2 separate regions of the Homo sapiens genome follow, and region 2 is linked to region 1. Evidence: read pairs that join two places in POLR2A ChIA-PET (ENCODE). Cell type or tissue: HepG2. All regions are shown on one strand. Links, peaks and the distances in the headings refer to the core of each region. The heading gives the core; the rest is flanking DNA.

The links. Peaks named below come from ENCODE experiments on the same cell type or tissue, not always from the same donor. Only the 100,000 strongest peaks of a DNase experiment are listed, where the experiment ranks them.
Region 2: POLR2A ChIA-PET joins it to region 1 with 7 read pairs; 3 of 35 experiments call an interaction of 5 or more read pairs at or near these places.

What each region holds. Positions count from the first base shown.
Region 1 is chr22:23,919,905-23,924,119 of GRCh38, forward strand. No RefSeq gene overlaps it. Among named protein-coding and RNA genes, the nearest start is that of MIF-AS1, 23 kb to the left of the region's middle. In HepG2, for the core only: no CTCF peak of the experiment used is centred there; DNase peaks (open chromatin) are centred at 634 and 1,867.
Region 2 is chr22:24,198,591-24,203,113 of GRCh38, forward strand. No RefSeq gene overlaps it. Among named protein-coding and RNA genes, the nearest start is that of SUSD2, 19 kb to the left of the region's middle. In HepG2, for the core only: no CTCF peak of the experiment used is centred there; DNase peaks (open chromatin) are centred at 2,261 and 3,731.

The DNA of each region.
Region 1 (4,215 bases), core at 216-4,215:
CAACTTCAGATGACTAAAAAACTTATTTGAACTCAGGAGCCTGAGAATTTCACTCCTCTAACTTTAGTAGCCTCACTGTTCCCTGTCAGCATGAAGTAGACAGAGAAGAATGACCTTCATCCCTAACCGCTCAAGAATGAGGGGTGGGGTGTTTCAAGGGGGATTTGTAACTGTGTCCAACCGAATCTGGCTCAGCTTTTCTGTGTGTGTGTGTGTGTGTGTGTGCGCGTGTGTGTGATGGGGTCTTGCTCTGTCAACCAGGCTGGAGTACAATGGTGTGATCACAGCTCACTGCAGCCTTGACCTTCCAGGCTGAAGTGATCCTCCCACCTTAACCTCCCAAGTAGCTGGGACTACATGTGTGTGTCACCATGACTAGCTAATTTTTAAAATTTTTTTGTAGAAATAGGCTTTTGCCATGTTGCCCAGGCTGGTCTTGAACTCCTGGGCTCAAGCAATCCTCCCATCTCAGCCTCCCAAAGTGCTGGGATTATAGGTGTGAGCCACGGTGCCCACTGTGGCTCAACTTTTATGTAACAAAGTCAAAGTTGTGAGTTTTTTTTCAGTTGCTGTGGATCCTCAGGTTGAAGGTCACTTACCCTGACTGTGCCCAGATGAACCAGGTATGCAGCTCACAACTTTGTTACATAAAAGTTGAACCAGATTGATCTGGTATGGTTATACAACTACACTGAGAGGGAGACAGTTAACATGGACTCACACATCTCAGAGACATTGTGAGTCTCCCTCAATATTTTCCTAAGTTCTTAAAGCTGACTTAGATTCTGTAGCCTTGACCCAAGGTTCCACTCTTGCCAATATGTTGATCTTTTACTTTGAAAATATACTAAGCAGGCTAGGTGTGGTGGCTCACGCCTGTAATCCCAGCACTTTGGGAGGCCGAGGCGGGTGGATCACCTGAGGTCAGGAGATCGAGACCATCCTGGCTAACACGGTGAAACCCCATCTCTACTAAAAATACAAAAAATTAGCTGGGTGTGGTGGCGGGCGCTTATAGTCCCAGCTACTCGGGAGGCTGAGGCAGGAGAATGGCGTGAACCCGGGAAGCGGAGCTTGCAGTGAGCTGAGATCGCACCACTGCATTCCAGCCTGGATAGAGCGAGACTCTGTCTCAAAAAAAAAAAAAAAAAAAAGAAAGAAAAAGAAAAAGAAAATATACTAAGCAGGCCAGGCGTAGTGGCTCATGCCTGTAATCCCAGCACTTTGGGAGGCCGAGGCGGGCAGATCACCTGAGGTCAGGAGTTCGAGACCAGCCTGACCAACATGGCAAAACCCCATCTCTACTAAAAATACAAAAAGTAGCTGGGTATGGTGGCACATCCCTGTAGTCCCAGCTACTCAGGAGGCTGAGGCAGGAGAATCGCTTGAACCTGAAAGGCAGAGGTTGCACTGAGCCAAGATCATGCCACTGCACTCCAGCCTGGGTGATAGAGTGTGACTCTGTCTCAAAAAAAAAAAAAAGAAAGAAAGAAAAATAAAAGAAAATATACTAAGCAGGATGCTCTTACAGACTTCCTCCTTCTCCTAAAGGTGCTGGCTGAAGAAGGCCATGAAGCCTTCTAATCTAAACTCAGTGGGTACAAACAACTATTACCTACTTGGGACATGAGCTATCTCAGGGCATTCAGAAGCTCACCCCCAAATGTCTTAAGTCAATTTTGTTTATCTCTCTCCCCAAAACAAAAAAAAAAACAACTTTATACGGCTGGGCGCAGTGGTTTCATGCCTGTAGTTCCAGCACTTTGGAAGGCCAAGGTGGGAGGATTGCTTGAGCCCTGGAGGTTGAGGCTGCAATGAGCCATGATTGCACCACTGCATTCCAGCCTGGTGACAAAGCAAGACCTTGTCTCAAAAACAAACAAATAAGCCAGATGCAGTGGCTCATGCCTGTAATCCCAACACTTTGGGAGGCCGAGGCAGCGGATCACAAGGTCAAGAGATCCAGACCATCCTGGCCAACATGGTGAAACCCTCTCTCTACTAAAAATACAAAAAATTAGCTGGGCGTGGTGGCGGGCACCTGTAGTCTCAGCTACTCGGGCGGCTGAGGAAGGAGGATCGTTTGAACCCAGGAAGCGGAGTTTGCAGTGAGCTGAGATTGCACCACTGCACTCCAGCCTGGCGACAGAACGAGACTCCGTCTCAAAAAACAAACAAACAAAAACTACAAAAATTTCCAGTGACAGCTGGCTATTGTCACCAATGGATTTCTAATTTTGCTGCCCTTGCCAAACCTCTGTATGCCCTCCTTGAAGACACCATCCCAGCACCCATTTTCTGGCCCTGAGAGGCACTAACCTCCTTTGTAGCCTTAAAATTAGCATTTCCCATACCTCTGATGTTGGCTTACTGAATTTTGACTAATCTTTTCACTTCTATTACCATGAAAATAATGGAATTGCTGGAGGTATTCTATGCAACCTTTTGCCTCTCAGATATATCCTATATTTCTCATGCCAATTGAATCCTGTGGCAGCAGGCCTGCCCTCATGCCTGCATGTGATGGCTGCAGCTGACTCTGTAACTGACAAAGCCAGCACTCATGTTAGGCTTATCCATTTTCTGTTATGTTCCCCATGCTGTCCATCTTCCAAGTTCATAAGACATAGTACCTCTCCACATGGCAATAGACCTATGAACAGGTCCTATTAACCAAACCCTCCATTATCTTACATCATTGTGCCACTGTAAATCTGGCTACTCGGCTAGGCATGGTGGCTCATACCTGTAATCTCAGCACTTTGGGAGGCTGAGGCGGGTGGATCACTTGAGCCCAGGAGTTCGAGACCAGCCTGGGCAACATGGCAAAACCCTGTCTCTACACAAAATACAAAAATTAGCTGGGCATGGCGACACATGCCTGTGGTCCCAGCTACTTAGGAGGCAGAGGTGGGAGGATTGCTTGAGCCCAGAGGCAGAGGTTGCAGTGAGCTGAGATTGCATCATTGTACTCCAGTCTGGGCAACAGAGTGAGACTGTCTCAAAACAAAAACAAAAACAAAAACAATCTGGCTACTCTATTAGCCCTCCCTGATGATGGAGAACCCTACTCCATTCCACATGATTGCCTTCCAATGATAGAAATGGTCTCAAGGTCATGAGACCTGTTGTGCACCCTTTAGACAACACAGACTCACTCCTATTTTGTGATGGCTCCCATAAACGAGGTTTCTGGGGGAACACAATAACTGCTATGTCATAGTTTCCCCACAGGAAACACTTGAGGTCCTGTTTGCCCACAGTAGAGTAAACCCCAGGCTGGGGAATTTATAGCTCTTATTAGAGCTTGCGCATTGGCAGAAGGGAAAACTGCCACTATTTATACCAACTCCAGTTGGAGTCTGCTGACCATTGGTGCAATCTGGAAATCCTGAGAATTCTTTTTTTGGAGAGATGGGGGTCTCAGTATGTTGCCCAGGCTGGTCTTGAACTTCTGGCCTAGAGCAATCCTCCTGCCTCAGCCTCCCAATGTACTGGGATTACAGGCATGAGCCACCATTCATGACCAATCCTGAGAATTCTTAAACGCTACTGGTACTCCTGTTACCAATGGGCATATAATTCTTGCCCTACTACAGGCTATTCACCTCCCAAGAAAAATTGCTGTTGCTCATTGTTTAGCCCATACTAAGGAGACTGATGCTATATCTTTTTTTTCTTTTTTTTTGAGATGGAGTCTCGCTCTGTTGCCCAGGCTGGAGTGCAGTGGCACGATCTTGGCTCACTGCAACCTCCACCTCCTGGGTTCAAGCGATTCTCCTGCCTCAGCCTCCCGAGTAGCTGGGATTACAGGCACATGCCACCACACTCGGCTAATTTTTGTATTTTTAGTAGAGACGGGTTTCACCATGTTTGCCAGGATGATCTTGATTTCCTGATCCTGTGATCTGCCCACCTCAGCCTCCCAAAATGCTGAGATTACAGGCGTGAGCCACCACACCTGGCCCTGATGCTGTATCTCTAGAGAATGATAGGGCCAACAAGGCAGCGAAATACACAGCCAGAAATGGATCCCCCCACCATCCTTTTTCCATGCAATTTATCTGTGTCTTTATCCCTGACTGATATTATTGATTATTGTTAGTATTACCAGGCAAATGCCCCACAATCTGAAAAAGACAAATGAATTCAAAAGGACAGCAAATAATTACCAGACAGATGATACATTGGACCAAATAGACTTCCCGTGGCTTC
Region 2 (4,523 bases), core at 244-4,243, 280 kb after region 1:
CGCAGTGGCACATGCCTGTAATCCCAGCACTTTGGGAGGCTGAGGCGGGTGGATCACCTGAGGTCAGGAGTTTGAGACCAGCATGACCAACATGGTGAAATCCCGACTCTACTAAAAATATTAGCTGGGCATGGTGGCGACGCCTGTAGTCCCAGCTACTCGGGAAGCTGAGGCAGGAGAATCGCTTGAACCCACTGGAGGTTTTGGTGAGCTGAGATTGCACCACTGTACTCCAGCCTGGGTAACAGAGCCAGACTCTGTCTCTAAATAAATAAATAGCCAGGCACACTGGTGCACGCCTGCAGTTCCAGCTACTCTAGGAGGCAGGGTGGGAGGATTGATTTAGCCTGGGATGTCAAAGCTGCAGTGAGCAGTGATCACAACACTGCATTCCACCCTGGGTGACAGAGTGGGACCCTGTCTTTAAAAAAAAAAAAAAGAAAGAAAAAGAAAATGCCAGTTTTTCTTTCTTTCTTTTTTTTTTTTTTTTTGAGACGGAGTTTCGCTCTTCTTGCCCAGGCTGGAGTGCAGTGGCACCATCTCAGCTCACTGCAACCTCCACCTCCTGGGTTCAAGCGATTCTCCTGCCTCAGCCTCCCGAGTAGCTGGGATTACAGGCATGTGCCACCATGCCCGGCTGATTTTTGTATTTTTAGTAGAGACGGGGTTTCACCATGTTGGTCAGGCTGGTCTTGAACTCCTGACTTCAAGTGATCCATCCACCTCAGCTTCCCAAAGTGCTGGGATTACAGGCAGGAGCCACCGTGCCCAGCTGAAAATGCCAGTTTTTCCTTTCTTTCTTTTTTTTTTTTTTGAGATGGAGTTTCGCTGGTCGGCCAGGCTGGAGTGCAATGGTGCAATCTCAGCTCACTGCAACCTCTGCCTCCTGGGTTCAAGCAATTCTCCCATCTCAGCCTCCTAAGTAGCTAGGATTACAGGTGCCCACCACCATGCCCAGCTATTTTTTGTATTTTTAGTAGAGATGGGGTTTCACCATGTTGGCCAGGCTGGTCTCGGAACTCCTGACCTCAGGTGATCCGCCCGTCTTGGCCTCCCAAAGTGCTGGGATTACAGGCGTAAGCCACTGTGCCCAACCCCAAATGCCAGTTTTTCAAAGTGGTTTTACAATTGACATTTGCACCAACAGCATGTGAGAGTTCTGTTGTGCCAGATTCTTTCCAACATTTGTTATTGTTGGTCTTTTTCTTTTTTTTTTTTTTTTTTTCTGAGACAGAGTTTTACTCTTGCTGCCCAGGCTGGAGTGCCATGGCATGATCTCGGCTCACTGCAACTTCCGCTTCCCAGGTTCAAATGATTCTCTTGCCTCGGCCTCCTGAGTAGCTAGGATTACAGGCGCGTGCCATCACGCCCGGCTAATTTTTGTATTTTTAGTAGAGATGAGGTTTCGCCATGTTGGTCAGGCTGGTCAGGAACTGCTGGCCTCAGGTGATCTGCTCGCCTCGGCCTCCCAAAGTGCTGGGATGACAGGTGTGAGCCACCACGCCTGGCTGGTCTCTTTCATTTTAGCCATTCTGATGGGTGTGCAATGATAGCACGTTATTGAATTAATTTGAGCTTTTCTTACAAGGCTGAGCCAGTGAAGTTGTGCACCCTTTCAGACGTTCATTGGCCACCTAGACCTCCTCTTTTGTGAGACATCTATTCAAGTCTTTTGCCCATTTTCTATTGGCTGGATTTTTCTAATTGATTTGTAGGAGTTTTTGGATAAGAGTTCGTTGTCAGCTGCAGATATTCACCCATTCTGAGAGTTGCCTTTTCACTGTTTCAGTGATGTCTTTTGTTGAACAGAATTTCTTAATTTTCATATAGTCTGATTTATTAATTTTTTCTTCTATAATTAGTACTTTTTGTGTCCTGTTTAAGAAAAATTTTTGGTATGCAACAAAATAAAAAAAAACAAAGAGAAGCATTTGCCTACTCTAAAGTCACAAAGATATTCTCTTTCTTTCTGTAAACACTGCTTAATATTTTATTTGATTATTTGTTTATTTATTTTTAGAGATGGGGTCTCACTATGTTGCCCAAGCTGGTTTCGAACTCCTTGGCTCAAGTGATCCACCCACCTCAGCCTCCCAAGCAGTTGGGATTATAGGCATGAACCACTGTGCCCGGCAAATTGCTTAATATTTTATAATTAGATTAGCAAACCAAATAGAATAGATTTTTGTGGGTGGTGTGAGGTTGGCTCAAGGTACGCTTTTTTCCTATGGATAGCCAAATGACTCAGCTCCACACACCGAAGCCGCATTCCTTCCCCACTGCACTGGTATGTCCCCTCTGTCAGAAGTCAGGTGACCCTCTGTCCCATTCCACTGGCCAGTTTGTTCATCTTTGCACCGATACCAAATTGTCTTCATTACCATAGTTTGTTCTTGAGTATGTTCTTGTAGTATGAGTTTGAGTATGTTTAGGAGTTTGAGTAGTATGAGTTGTAGTATGAGTTTGTAGTTTGAGTTTGTTCTTGTAGTATGAGTTCACCATTAGAATGCCCTCTTCCTCAGGATTTCCTGGGCTAGTTCTGGTCCTTGACATTTTCAGATGAAATTTACAATCAGCTTGCTGATTTAAAAAAACGAACTGTTAGGATTTTGATTAGATTTGCATTGAATCTGTAACCCAGCAGCATGGCTTCAAATTGCATTTTAAAGCTTTGTTTTCCAGTAGGGACAGTGGCTCACGCCTGTGATCCCGGCACTTTGGGAGGCCAAGGTGGGCGCATTACTTGAGGTCAGGAGTTTGAGACCAGCCTGGCCAACATGGTGAAACCCCATCTCTACAAAAAATACAAAAATTAGCCTAGTGTGGTGGTGGGCGCCTGTAATCCCAGTTACTTTGGAGGCTGAGGCAGGAGAATCACTTGAACCTGGGAGGCGGAGGTTGCAGTGACCTGAGATTGCGCCACTGCACTCCAGCCTGGGTGACAGAGCAAGACTCTGTCTCAAAAACAAAACAAAACAAAAAAAAAAACCCAAAAACAACTTTGTTTTCTTTCCTCCTTTTTTCCCAATCTTAAGGTGTAACTTTGAAACAAAGTGCAGATGTGTTTCTACCTTGGAATGTTCAGAATGTGAACCTCCTCTCCCTTTCTTTTCCCGGTTTTTTTTTTTTTTGGATAGAGAGTCTCACTTTGTCACCTAGTCTGGAGTGCGGTGGCATGATCTCTGTTCACTGCAACCTCCACCTCCCGGGCTCAAGCGATCCTCCTGCCTCAGCCTCTTGAGTAGCTGGGATTACAGGCTCACGTCACCACGCCCAACTAATTTTTTGTAGAGGCGGGGTTTCGCCATGTTGGCCAGGCTGGTCTCAAACTCCTGTTCTTAACTGTTCTAGCCGCCTTGGTGTGATGGTTACTACGGGAATGAACGAAGGGGGATGAACATAGAAATGAAAACAAATACAAAAGGATTTTTTAAAGAGGGAGTCGGGGGCTCCTTGCTTCTAGTAGGCAAAGGCAGCCCTGAGCTTCTAGAGTCCTTCACTTTTATTGGGTAGAAAGAGCTGGGAGGAGGAGGTAATGATTGGTCAGCTCCTTGATTGATCACAGTATTGTTAACAGGCTTCAGATGTGCAGCCTGCAACACCTTGGCCTTCCAAAGTGCTGGGATTACAGGCATGATCCACCGCACCTGGCCTCTTTTCCCATTCTATGCCCCCATGCCTTATGCACTATTTACTTACCTAGCCGCTTGCTAAGAACACACCACACTCACTTATCTGGTCATATATTTCCTTAGAAGCTTCAGAGGCCAGATCCTGATACGGACCAGACACCTCTAGCCATGACGGCACCGGCCCTTTCACCAGATGAAACAATAATTCAAGACAAGCCATTGGAGTGAGTCACGCCACCTGATACCTCCCAGCCCCTCTGCCTTTTCTGCATTCCAAATCCTCTCTTAAAATACCCCCGCATTCGGGGCCAGGCGCGGTGGCTCACGCCTGTAATCCTAGCATTTTGGGAGGCCGAGGTGGATCACGAGGCCAGGAGATCGAGACCATCCTGGCTAACACGGTGAAACCCCGTCTCTACTGAAAATACAGAAAAAAAAAAAAAAAAAATTAGCCAGGCTTGGTGGCGGGCACCTGTAGTCCCAGCTACTCAGGAGGCTGAGGCAGTGGAATGGCATGAACCCAGGAGGCAGAGCTTGCAATGAGCAGAAATCGTGCTACTGCACTCCGGCCTGGGTGACAGAGCGAGACTCCCTCTCAAAAAACAAACAGAAACACCTGCATTCTCTCCACAAACTGAAGAGTGTAAATTTTTGGAAAGAATTACACTCACTCCTCCCTTGCTAGCATGGATAATCACATCTCACTCTCTCTTCTTATCACACCTCACTCTTGTTACATGGGCTTCTTTTTACAAGTAAGCAGCGGACCCTTTTGCCGGTTGCAAATCAGGGTATGAATGTGGCGAGAAATGGAGTATACCCTCTGTTTATTTAGGTTTTCCTTAATTTCTCTCAATTATGCTTTGCAGTGGTCAGTGCAGAAGTCTTGCA